2 separate regions of the Mus musculus genome follow, and region 1 is linked to region 2. Evidence: chromatin contacts called from ENCODE Hi-C or POLR2A ChIA-PET data. All regions are on one chromosome and are shown on one strand. Each heading gives the region's core, a stretch centred on a gene start or an enhancer-like site at or near the end of the contact. The rest is flanking DNA. Distances are from core to core; before and after follow the strand shown.

Region 1 (6,532 bases), core at 2,790-5,289, 56 kb after region 2:
TCCTTTCCTTTCCTTTCCTTTCCTTTCCTTTCCTTTCCTTTCCTTTCCTTTCCTTTCCTTTCCTTTTCTTTTTTTTAAGATTTACTTTATTTCTATGAGTACACTGTTGCTATTTTCAGACACACCAGAAGAGGGCATTAGATCTCATTACGGATTGTTGTGAGCCACCATGTGGTTGCTGGGAATTGAACTCAGGACCTCTGGAAGAGCAGTCAGTGCTCTTAACCACTGAGCCATCTTTCCAGCCCAGGGAAGGTCATTTCCAACACACTCAAGAAAGAGAGGATAAACTCGGGCACAGACCACAGCAAAAACCAGCTAGATCACTGGGTGATCTCTATGCCAGTGGCCACTCCTTTCTTTCATGTGTGTGCCACCACAATGCCAGCTTCTTATTTATTGTATGATTTACATTCTGTTGCCATGGCATTGGGTAAATGTGCGTGCTGCCAAACCCAATAACCTGAGTCCTGTCCCTGAGACCCACACGATGGGAGAGAGCAATGATTCCCACAAGTTGTCCTCTGACCTCCACACACGCGCCTTGGCTCTCATACACACAGTAAATAAATGTAATAAATAATAAACACAACACGATTTACTTAGCTGGAAGCACTCAGTCCTTGACTTTTAATCTGGGTTTAACAACCAGATGGCAAGATTCCCGAAAGCCAGCAGCAGCTTGTGAGGCTCGTGCCGCCTCCCACCCCTGGGCAGCCCCTGGCCTCATGAATTCTTTATGTCACCCGTGAAGTGCATTCACATCCATAATTGATGTCACCAAGCCGGCCATGCTCCCTCTCCACCCCGGTTGATTGTCCCAGGGGCCGCTGGGGGCTCCACCTCCACAGAGCACCCTGAGCAGCGCGGCCCATCTGCACCAGCCTTCTGGGAAATCAAGAAAGACACTGGGGGGTTCCCGAACAGGTTCCCCTCAAGGATGCTGCCAGGAGAATGGGAGGTGGCGGGCCTGTGAGGCAAAGTGGCCATGTACCGAAGCAGTGAGTGTTGAGAGGGCCTACAATATCGCTCAGCAGATAAAGGCACTTGCTGTCAAGTCTGACCAGGAAGGAGCGAGGACCCCAGCTGGTTGTCCTCTAAGCATTATATTCACAAAAAAGGAATAAATAAATATTTCAAAGAGACTGTTACAAAGCCAAAGAGAGCATATGGATCTTTGATTCAGCTTCCACACTGTTTCTTTAGGAATGAGGTTTACGATAGGGTCTTATGCTGTAGCCCAGGCTACCTTTGGATTTACCATGATCCTCCTGGCCCAGCCTCTTAGGTGTGTCCCACCACGCCCAACATCCACTCATGGTTTTAACAAAAGGGAAATATGAAGGTTATCAGTGTGCACATTCAGCCCCAGGATGTATTGGCTTCTTCCATTTCCAACGGTCTGAAGCCTCCATCCTGGTTCCTCTCACCCTATCCAGGATTCCTGAAATGCCAGAAGCCCCTGTGAGCACTGAGTTCGCTCCCCTCTCTGCCCTCATCCCTCCATGGTCCCATCTCCCTCTGCTGCAGCCACAGTGCCTCCTCCATTCACCTCTTGAACACCAGGCTCAGTCCTGCCCCAGGACCTTTACACATGCTGAGCCCGGCACTTACAATAGTCTTCCTCAGGTTGCTATGTGGCTGTTTTACCCTGGAACTCTCAGATCTCTCCACGAACACTCAGTTCCCCGGTTCCTTCCTCTTCTTACAGTTACTATTATAGTTCAGGACAGAGTCCAGCATTACCAACTGTGAGGCAGGAGGATGGTGGGCACTGGGCCAGCTTCAGTCACTGCTGTGTGCTGGCGACATTAGCTACCACACTTCAGTTATCTCAGTGTTCAGGGACAGTTTATCAAATGACTAAGTAACTTCTCATGGTTATGACAAAAGGAGAAACTGAGTCAGGGGCCTGGGAGCTGACAGATATGCACAGAATAACACCAGGCTAGAACTGGGACTTGAATCCAGCCCTTACCTGGAAGCTCATTGCATTACAACCTTTCCCTGGGGTCCACCCTAAAATTTGGGAGCCTAATGATCTAGTCTGGGAATCTTCCAGAGCTATGCACACGGTCAACCCTACCACGGTTCTTTCTTTGGTCAGGACTACAGAAGACCCCACCTGCACAGCACCCTCTGGAGTGGTTACCTCCGCTGGTTTCCACATGGGGAAACACAGGGTTGGGGCTCAGAAAAACCATGCAGGGGAGACACTGGGGTTCTTGGAGGAGTGAGCTCACTGGGCCCCCGGATCAAGTCTCACTCTCTTTAAGCCTCCACTAAGCCCTGGATGGCACCTGAGTCAGTGGGTGGCACGCCTTCCTGTGGCCATGATTATTTGGCCTGTATGCTGAGTCCCCTCATACGGAATCAGATTTTTGTGAGGTGAGTCCTAGCTTGCCTAGGGCTGAGAGAGTAAACTGAGGGACAAGTCTCTATGTCTCTTCATACCCTCAGGATCCACCACTCACCCATTACGGAACTAGCAGCCCTGGCCCAAGTCTGGCTCACCATGTGTGGGAAGGCCCAGGGCAGGTGTTCTGTGATGACTCTCTTTGTTCTGTTACATTGTACAGTCCCCATGGCCCCGCCCTCATCCCTCCCAGTCACCCACATCCTAGGTGCGGCCCAGATCATGAACTTATTATGTTTTAAAGTTGTCGCTGCCTGTGTTGATCTGCCAGGGTTGTAGAGGGCTCAGCACGCACAAAGGTCTCAAGTGCAAGGACATTCCATGTGGAGAAGAGGCGGCCACTTTGAGGTCCCAGGACAGAAAAACAGGAAGTTTGGCACTCAAAGCCTACATTCCTGTTCTCTCTCTCTCTCTCTCTCTCTCTCTCTCTCTCTCTCTCTCTCTCTCTCTCTCTTTCTCTGTTGGCTGTTGTTTGTTACAGGATCTCTATACATAGTTATGGCTAGCCTGGAACTCACTTTGTAGACCTGGCCTCAAACTTACAGGCATCCACCTGCCTCTATTCTAAGCACTGGGTAAATGGGTAAATGTCCTGGTATATGTTGTGTTTGGGCCGGAACCCAAGGCCTCTTGCTTACTAGGTGAGCACTCTACGCACTGGGCTACACCCTAGGGTCCCTTTTGTTTTAGAGACAGCCTCGGTGTGTAGCCCACCCTGGCTCAGCCTCTCTTTTGTCTGTTTAAGCACCCCCAAGAAGCCTCAGGGAGTCACGAAACAACTGTCCCAAGTCAGACAGGGAAACTGAGGCTTATAATTAAGTTACTTGTTCAAGTGAGTCAGGTTTGTCTGAGCTGTGTCCTAACCCCAAGGCAAGGTGTTCAGAGGCGTCACAGCCTGGAGCTCGGGAAGTGACCCAGAGGCCTGTTTCCAGTTTAGTGTTCCACCCTGTCCCTCTCCAGCCCCGCTGCTCACAAAGGTGACAAACCAGAATATGGTTCTGGAGACAGTGTCTCCATCTCTCTGGCCATCCGCAGCCCATATTCTGGACCCCAGTTTATCCTCCAAACCAACACTGAAAGAGCCAGGAGGCTGCAGACCTGGATCAGGTCACCTGCCAATTATGTGACAGCCACTGTCCCAGTTCCCAGATGGTAAAACTGAGTTCAAGCCCTCGGGCAATGGGAAGCTTGAAGTGCCAGTCCCAGTCAGGGTAACCCTGCACCAGCCAGAGCCACAGTGGGGTCCAGCTGGCTACCTCAGAGAATACCTAGACCATTCTGGAGTCAGGCTGCACACTTGTACAGAGCCAAGTCCATCAAGTGTCCTCTTGAGGACATGTGTTAGGACTATTACAGTAGCCCACAGCAACCTGCTCACAACACCCATGCTCCCACAGTCAGTAATAGGTATACAGAGGAAACTGAGGCGGGATATACAGAGGACGGTGTGGGGATAGGAGGGGACGGAAAGAACCCAGGATAGCCAATGCAGGACCCCATCGCTCACCTGCTCCTCGGGATGTGTCAAGCCTTCAGTTTTCTGTAGGTGCCTCTGTGGGGCCAGAGGCATTGGCCGCTGGATCTGAGCCCGGCCGCTGGCTAGGAGGCCACGCCCCCGAGAAAGGGCTCGCCCCCTCTAAACGCTCACTGGCTCAGCAAATGGTAGCGCACAGGCAGTGTACGAAGGAGCCAATGGCAGCAAGCCTCTGCCAGGAGGTGGGAGGCATGACGCGGGCGTGGGCGAGGGCGTGGTCTGCGGCCGGGAGATTCCTCCGGAATAGCGCCGGCGCTGGGTGCCCAGCGCAAGGGATGCCGTGGCGGGAAAGTGTTGGAAGGAAGAGGAAGGAGACTGAGACAGAGAAAAATGGGGTATACGTGCACCGCGCGACAGAGATCTGAGAGGCCAAAGCGAAGAGAGGCGCCTCCGCGAGACACCTGCATCCCTCTGAGCGGGTCTCAGTTTACCCACTAGGTAGTTAGAGTGTCACCTGGGACTCCCATGACAAATGCACCCCAACATTTGCCTTGCAACAATTTTGGGGTTCCTGAGTACTGCGGAGACTCTCTTTCAGTTGGTGTCTCTGGAGTAAGGGGGGAGGCACTGTGATGACCTCCCTGACAGAGGCCAGACAGGGCCAGCTACCTCCCAGGGGGCAGCTGTGAGACCTGGAAAATCAGTCTGGGAGTGATTCCCACACTCCCACCACCCCCAACCCATCCCCAACACCCCCACCTTACTCCAAACTCCACCCCAACTCAACCACGGGTCTGCACTTCCTGTGCCTGGATGGCCCTGTCACAGCAAGGACACTTGGAAAAGCCTCATCTGCCATCTTCCCTCTTCAGAAAGCCCCCTCAGGTGTTTGCTGACTGCATTCTAACCTTCCTTGCATGAGCCTTAACACACAAAACTAAATCCAGGCTTTTGAGAGATAGAAATTGAGACCCAGAGAAACCTTAAGTGACTTGCCTAGAGCAGCACAGACCCAAGTGGCTTTCCTGATTTCAGATTGTCTGTGCTCTGGGCCAGGAACTTACAAGTTCAGTAGCCATCCCAGCTCTGCCGGGTGCTGAACATGGCCTCTATCTGCTCTGTACCAGGAGCTCACCCTTGTGACAGCCACACAGGACCCTAGACAGAGCTCAGTATCAAAGACAGAGACCACAGCTCTAGGTTTTTCATACCCCAGTATGAGCCAGGGCAATTAGTGTGTTTTTGAGGTGTGTGGGGGGAAGCAGGTGTCACTGAAGCAGGTTTGGGGGCTTCTGATTTTTGAGCACTTAGAGTCTGAGGAACCCACAGATATCATAGGTGTGATAAAGTGGGGATCAAACCCAGCTGTGTGGGTTCAGGGCTAGAGCCTACCCCTCCCACTTGCCTAGAGTCCCGTGGTGAGAGGCTGGGTCGTGGACAGGGTGGAGCCTCTGCCTAGAATTCCCCAGTGAAGCCTTGAGTGGGCTCTTGTGAGGATGTGGACTGTCTTCCCTGGCTCTGCCAGTGTCTCCCTCACCAGGTCCTCACAGAGTCTAGCAGAGGTGCTCTGGTGCGCTTGATCCTCTAGATCAAGTGGGCAAGGGGGCATGGGCGGAGGTAGAATTATTTCCTAGCATGCAGGAAGCCCTAAGCCCCTACCCAGCTTAGAAGCAGTAGTAAATAATAATAATAATAAACAACTTACAAATTGTCTGTAAGGATGAGGGGACACACACCGGACCATATAGAAAACAATTGGAAATTTCCGGAAAACCTCCATGACCCCAGGGCATTCCCCACCTAGGTACACTCGAGTAGAAAGATAGATTCTGACATGAGTTTATGGCAATTTTAATTGAATTATTCACCGTAGCCAAACGATGGAAGCAGGCTACGTGTCCATCACTGGAGAGAGGAGATGAGGCATGCTGCCTAGAGAGGGGGGAATATTACTCTGCCTGGAAGAGAGAGGCCATTCAGACACCAGGTCCCCATGATATCTGGTGATGTGAGCCACACACAGATGCATCCCGTACAGTCCCACTCCCAGGAGTTCTCTGCATTGATCAGAGCCACAGAAACAGGAAATAGGGTGGTGGGTACCTGGGGCTGGGGAGAGGACAGAGCTAGTGTTGGATGGGAACAAAGCTTCAGACCGCAGAGATCAATAAAGGTTAGGGGGTTAGGAGGGATCGTCTTAGAATGAGAAAACAGAGATTAAAAGATTAGCTCATGTGATGGTTTATATATGCTTGGCCCAGGAGTGGCACTATTAGGAAGTTTGGTCTTGTTGTAGGAAGTGTGTCCCTTTGGGAGTGGGCTTTGAAACCCTCCTCCTAGCCACATGGGAGCCAGTCTTCTCCAGTCTGCCCTTGGATCAAGATGTAGAACTCTCAGCTCTGCCTACACCATGCCTGCCTGGATGCTGCCATGCTTCCCACCTTGATGATAATGGACTGAACCTCTGAGTTCAGTCTGAGTAAGCCAGCCCCAATTAAATATTGTCCTTTATGAAAAGTTGCCTTGGTCATGGTGTCTCTTCTCAGCAATGGAGACCCTAACGAAGACAACTCAGAAAGGAGCTTCACAAGGGCTGAGAGTTGCACCTCAGGAAATCTCAGTGTCCTGAGAGGTCTTTCCTG
Region 2 (6,850 bases), core at 1,367-3,866:
GGTTTTACTTTGTGCGGCAGCAGGACTTGGTAATGTGTAAAAGTCACCCTAGATGGTACTGATTTTAAAGGCATGAAGGGGTCATGCAGAGCAGCTAAGGCTTGACACTGTGAGAGGCCATGGAAGGCCATTGGTGAAGGTGCAGCCTCAGTTGCAATTGATGGCCCAGGATAGAAGGGGTCATGCAAAGGAGTTGAGGCTTGGCACCATGAAGAGAGCCTATGAAAAGCTGTTGGTGAAGCCTAGTTACAGCGGAAGACAACAATGTTTTGAAAATGCCAGTACCATGAGATGACCACCAAGAACAGCAGCAGCAGTGGAGTACAGGCAGCTGGAGCCTAGAAGACAATGTGTGTGCTACAAAGAGCAGGGCTGGAGAAGTGACCCAAGCTCTTGGAAGAGCCCGGAAGATAGTGAGTTGGATTCCACATATTGGATGGTTGGAGTCTGATTTTGCTTTTGATTGTGACTGTGCCCTGATATTTTCCCCTCTTGAAGGAAGAAAGTATTTTTATGGAGCCCACAGTTAAGAGACTTTGAATTTTAAAAGATATTGGACATTTTAAAGGGATTGAACTTTAATATTCAAGACTGTGGGACTTTTAAAATTATTTAGATCTTGGGAATGAATAAGAAAGTAAAGCTTGAGGCTTAATAGTGATTGATGTGTTTGTGTATCAAGTTGACAAGGGGTCATTGTACTGGCTGGTTTTGGGTGTCAACTTGACACAGCTGGAGTTATCACAGAGAAAGGAGCTTCAGTTGAGGAAATGCCTCCATGAGATCCAGCTGCAAGGCATTTTCTCAATTAGTGGTCAAGGGGGAAAGGCCCCTTGTGGGTGGTACCATCTCTGGGCTGGTAGTCTTGAGTTCTATAAGAAAGCATGCTGAGCAAGCCAGTGGAAATAAGCCAGTAAAGAACATCCCTCCATGGCCTCTGCACCAGCTCCTGCTTCCTGGCCTGCTTGAGTTCCAGTCCTGACTTCCTTGGAGATGAACAGCAGCATGAAAGTGTAAGCTGAATAAACCCTTTCCTCCCCAACTTGCTTCTTGCTCATGATGTTTGTGCAGGAATAGAAACCCTAAGACACCCTCTTTCTGTCTTTAGTAGTACATGTTCATGTCAAAGGTCTCCACCTCTGAGTGCTGGAGCTGACCCTTGACCCCAGAGGACCTCCTCCCTCCCTCCCCCATCACATAAGTTCATCTTCAAGTTCAAGCAGATGCTGGGGCTTAGGCTCAGTCCCAATCCCCAGCTTCTCATTAACCAGGCATGGTGGTGTACAGTCACCCCAGCACTGGGGAGGAAGAGGCAGGAGTTCAAGATAAATTTTAGCTACATGAGACTCTTCCCCAAAATGGGTGTGAAAAGAAAGGGGTCAGGAGAGAGAAGAGGATGGCTGGAACTGGGGAAGACCAGGAGAGCCGCCAGGCCCTCAGCCACGTCCTGTAATTGTGTAACAAATGGTGTCTCCAGGGAGGGTTCCTGGAAAGGGAACAGGGTTGCAACATCATGTTAAAAATGTAGCTCTCAGGATTTCCGGTCAAAAAGTTAACTAGCTAGGAAGCTAAGTGGGGACACTTCAACAACAATGGAGGATGCTCACTAAATGTCACTCACCAAACAATGGATGCCCTTCTGCAGGAACCCTGTTAGGATAACTTTTGGGGAGTGTGTCTTTATTTACAAAAGCTCTTTAGAGGCTTGAGAGAGGTGGCTCTGCGAGGAGGGGAGTCCATGTCCCAGCACTCATGTGGCCTTAACTCCAGTTACAAGAAATCCATTGTGGGTCTGGAGAGATGGCTCAGTGGTTAAGAGCACTGACTGCTCTTCTGAAGGTCCTGAGTTCAAATCCCAGCAACCACATGGTGGCTCACAACCACCTTTAATGAGATCTGACGCCCTCGAATCTGAAGACTGCTACAGTGTACTTAGGTGTACTTAGATATAATAATAAATTTAAAAAAATTAAAAGGAAAGAAACCCATTGTCCTCTTCTGTCACACTCGCGTGGCTCAGACACAATGCACAGATAAGAAGTAAAACATGAGCCGGGCGTGGTGGCGCACACCTTTAATGCAGAGGCAGGTGGCAGAGGCAGGCGGATTTCTGAGTTCGAGGCCAGCCTGGTCTACAGAGTGAGTTCCAGGACAGCCAGGGCTATACTGAGAAACCCCGTCTCGAAAAACAAAAAACAAAGTAAAACATGGTGTGGGCGAGATCTAGACAGAGCAGGCAGATCTTAGAGTTCAAAGCTAGCCTGATTAAGTGGAGAGTTTCCGAGCGCTGGGATGAGCGGCGTAAGCAATCTGGGACTAGAACCCGGGGCCACCTTTTGGAAGGCAGCTTTCCTAACCACTATTCTACCAATATCTCAGCTTTCTTAGATATTTTTAATAGGTCACTGCAGGGTCGAGCTGGCCAGCAGAACTGGAGCAGGGGTGTCCATCCCGCAGTCCTCTCCCAGACAGCAAGGGGCCACCAGCCTTGCCTTCAGCCCTAAGACGCTCCTGAGCATTGTCCCCTAGAGTTTCACGGACGTTGGTTCTGCCCTGACGTTACCCAATCAAAAGCCTCTGCTTCTGCAGCTCAACTTCCGGGTCAAAGGAGGCGCAGCTGGCGGGTCCCCCCGGTGTCCGCCGCCTTCGCTGTCCCCCCGCGCCCGCCACTTCCGGGCCCTCGTCTTGGGCATGGAGCGTCGCGTGTGAGGCGCCGCCGGCCCCGGGGACGCCCTGCTCAGCTTGTCCTCCGCGCCACGCTCGGGTGAGCAGCGTCCGGCCCCGGCTCGCCGCCTCCCGCCCCGGCCGGCGCCGTCCGCCCGCCTCGGCGCCGCGCGCCCTGTCCTCGTCGTCCCCGCCGCTCTGGTCGCCGCGCTTCGCCGGTTCCGGGCCGCGCCCAAGAGCTGCTGCCGCACCGCTGCGGAGACGCAGCCGCCAGCTTCATCGCAGAGCGCGGCTCAGCCCGGCGTCCGCGCAGCCTCCGCCAGCCTCCGCCAGCCTCGTCTCTGCCAAACCCTCCCTCCCGGCCTCATCCTTCCCAACCTGATCCCCTCAAGCCTCATCCTCTTCCATCTTGATCTTCTAAAGCCGGATCCCCGCAAGCCTGATTCCCCTCCCAGCTTGATCCCTCAAGCCTGATCCCCAAAACTTGATCCGTCCAACTTGTTCCCTCAAGGCCTGATAGTCCAGGTTGACCCTCCTCTCAAACCTGAAATCCTAAAGCTTCATACCCCAAAGCTTGAAACCCGCAGCATGAACCTCTCCAAATGACCCTACCAGCCTGACTCTTCCAAGACTGGTCACTCCCCAAGCCTGATCCTTCACTCAGCCCTTATCCTCTGCCTCAGTTTCCACATTGTCGCATGCCAAGCTTGATACCCTCCCAGACTAAAATCATATCCTCTGTCTCATCCCTTTCCTCCCCGGATTAGCTTGAACCCCCTCAGCTTCCAGCATTCATTCCCTGCATCTTGAGCCCCACCCTTAGGATCTCGGCCTTAGGCCCATCCATCCCCTCCCCATCCACGATTTTGCCCAGCCTTTGACCTCAGCGGCCTTTTTGCTGCCTGTTACCCAGGCTCCCTCGGGAGCCCCCAGGGCAATCACCAACCTGCTTTCGAAGAGTTGGGACTGGTGCCCAGGAGGTGTGGACCACAGTCGCCAGTTCCCTGCTGGGTCCCAGGGAGACCGCACACTGAGGGACACGTCTCTTCCAAGTACAACCCAGGGCATGTTGGCAGCCCCGAGGGGCTGGGAGGCTCAGTTAGAGTCGAACCAGGTAGATAGGGTTAGGCACAGGCGGAGACTCCCGCCCGCATGGAAAGTGAGTGAGAAGAAGCCACACACATCACCGGCCCCTCCATCTTCACCGGCCCCTTCATCCTCACTGGTTCCCCAGTTCACACCAACCACTCCATCCTTGCCAGCCCCTCATCTTCCGCCAACCCCTTCATCCTTGCCAGACCCCATTTTCACCAACCCCTTCATTCTTGCCAGCCCTTCCCATCTGCCCACCTTAACAACACCACATTTGTTCTTCTAAGGTCCGTGCCCCTCGCCTGCAGCTGCCATGGAAGCTCCTTGGACCCTTTAGAAGGTGAGTTGTGCTGGGGTCGGGCAGCAAGGCAGGCTCTGTGGTGGGCTGGGGCTTGCTGTGGAATGCAGAGGTTGACAGTGGCTTTGGGGCCAGTTACCCCTGGTCTTGGTCCCTGCTGCAGTACTTTGCCCTCTCCAGGGGGACAAAGGAAGAGTGGCTAGTAAGCTGGGTTTGAGGGAGGCTTGGCCAACCTCCCTAGCTCATCTGATACAGTACCTAGTGTGTGGGCATCAGTCTTTATGGTAGTGTTTGCCTCAGAGAGACCATTGGGTGTGATTTTAAAATGGCTCATTCATCTGACAGCTGTCATTATGAAAATCTGTGTGTGCACTCCCGAATCCTCACTTAGCCCCAGGCATAGATATTGTAGTCTGGGTTTATAGCTTTGAGAGTCACACAGCACAGATATGACTAAGCTGGGGTTGGACCCTTCTCCCTGACATGGGAAGTCCTGCTTTTCAGCACTGGACAGAGAACACTGGCCACTCTTCCACTTTGTGTTCAGGTGGCATCAAACATCCATCAGACTCTTCTGAGAAGGCGACTGGGTGGTGACTGGGGACAGTAACCAGGATGGCATAATGGCTTGTGCCTTTAGACACTGACAGAATGCTGCCTGGAAAGGAGCTGTCATCCCTTGGGGGCACTGGGGCAGGTTGTTCTCTATGAGGCATCCTGGGCCCTGCAAAGTACCTGAACACTGTCCCAGTGGCCAAGCTCTGGTCTGGACAGACAGACATGTCCCCAGACATTTCCTGGGCTCCCCATTCAACAGAGTCACCTGCCTTGAGGCCATAGTGTTGTCCAAGTAACTTTTCCTAGCTTTTCTTAGGCAGCTGTTACTCAGAGTCAGCAGCTGATGGGAGACAAGGATTGAGGCTTACATTCTGTTTCCACTGTGCCCTGGGCTGGAAGTGGGGAGTCTTGTCTTAGGGGAGAGGGAGCAACAGCCCCATACACAGAAGATGTTGAGACAAACAGGAAAAGGTGTTTGGGTTTGGTTTGGGGTGAAGGTCTAAAGTGTAGGTGGTGGGGGCCTTGGGTACTGAGGTACCCTGGAGACAGGAGAGTGCTCTGGGACCTCTAAATCCCAGAAACCCACCCCGCAAAAGATACAGGTTGCTGTTGCTTGGGACCCAGTGAGACTCTTAGCACAGGGTGTCCCTGATCCCCAGCGCCCTTCTGGAGGCAGAGGCGAACTGCTGGCATGGCAGACCCACACTGGTGCCCAGAGCCAGTCAGTGGGTCAGTGTTAAAAAGATCAAGTTGCGTCTGGATGAGGAGGATGGAGGAGAAAGTGAGGGAGGCCCATGTGGATACAGGTGGAGAACCCCCCTGCACCTGCTCCTCTTCTCCCCTGCTGATTCTCGAGGAAGCTGCAGGGATGGACCCTGGACCAGGAAATTCTGGGTTGTGAATCCTATCATGTCAGGATGCTGCACAGTGTCTCCAGACTCCACTCTTCCTCCATCTCTTCCTCCTTCACTTTATCCTCCTCTTCCATCTCCTCCATCTCTTCCTTCATCTCCTACCCATCTCCTCCTCCATCTCCTCTTCCATCTTTTCCTCCACCCCTCTATCTCCTCTTCCATGTCCTCCTCCATCTCCTCATTCTCCTTTTCTCCATTTTTCCTGTCTTCCTTCTCCTCTATCTCTTTCTTGTCTCCCTTCTCCTTCTCCTCTCTTGCTAACAGTAGCTCTCATTGTAACTCCTGCCAGTCACAGGTGTCCCCAGACATCATGTGTGAGAATCCTGGCTCATGAAGTGTTTAACTGTGGAATCCTAAAAGTGTGCTTTCCTCCCTGGGTGACGGGGAACAAACCATCTAGCCTTTCTGCGTTCATTTTCTAGTTTCCACTATGAATATGACCTCAGAAGTGGCCCCAGATCACAACACACATCAAGTGTGTGCAGCAGAGACCTGGCCCATGCTCTGTGTGGCCAACAAGTATTGCAGAGGCCCAAGTGTCCTCTGCCCAGGGGCCGCTCCTAGCCCCACTTTCTAATGAGGTAGCAGGAGGGAGCAAGGAAGGGGTGTCTAGGGCTGGTGCTTCCGAGATTCAAGGTCTGCGCACAGTGCTCATCTGTGGTCCCTGCACCATGGTCTCTGAGTCTTATGATGTCCTTTGTGAGGCCTAGTCTTGATTCCCAAAGTGCTGGGTGTCAGCTGGGACAGCTCAGGTAGGACACAGGTCCTATGTCTCTGGCCTTCCTTTTCTCACCTTGTACCATGGGCCATCTGCAAGTCACCCCTTCCATGCTGTTGTGTCTTTTTACCTGAAGTCCCAGTGTCTTCTGTATCCCTGCCTTCTCTCCTTGCATGGGCTCCCTCTGGGGTCTAAGGCAAAAAGTCGGGAGGGAATGTAGGGGTTGTTGGCTTCCTACCCCTGGGGACCAAGGCATCAGAAGTTCAGCAGCTTTGATCACAGCCCCAAGAGTTTTCAATCTTATTCCCTGGTGGCTTTTCAGGCTGCAAAGGTGACATGCTAATGGGTAGAAAGGAAGCAAGGAGACGTAGGTGGCTGGGTTAAGTGGCTTGCCACCAACTTTGTCCCTAGGTGTGTAAACTCTTGAGAACTGCTGGACAGGTCGGTGCAGGTCGCCTGCTGTCACCTGTTTAGTCTCCAGGCCCTTTCTGGGTCCCCATTTTGCATCAGGATAGCAGAGAGGCAAGTAGCTCAGTCAGGCAATAGTCTCAGGCCCTGCTGGAGCTCACACTGGAAGGTTCTAGAACATATCCAACAGCTCCCGAT

What was found. A loop is a pair of places that touch in the nucleus more often than their neighbours do. ChIA-PET counts read pairs that join two places held with the same protein, here RNA polymerase II (POLR2A).
Region 1: a loop to region 2 is called in a map of heart, with 2.4 times the contacts of the local background. The contact joins the promoter of Tnfaip8l1 here to the promoter of Dpp9 in region 2. A Hi-C loop is called at or near these places in 1 of 37 maps with a recorded cell type or tissue (heart). POLR2A ChIA-PET finds 5 or more read pairs at or near these places in 1 of 5 experiments (embryonic stem cell).

What each region holds. Positions count from the first base shown.
Region 1 is chr17:56,159,998-56,166,529 of GRCm38, reverse strand. Tnfaip8l1 (tumor necrosis factor, alpha-induced protein 8-like 1) reads right to left here and starts at 4,039. Exons shown (of 2, transcript NM_025566.3): 1 at 3,924-4,039.
Region 2 is chr17:56,214,655-56,221,504 of GRCm38, reverse strand. Dpp9 (dipeptidylpeptidase 9) reads left to right here and starts at 2,616. Exons shown (of 21, transcript NM_172624.3): 1 at 2,616-2,764; 2 at 4,044-4,096.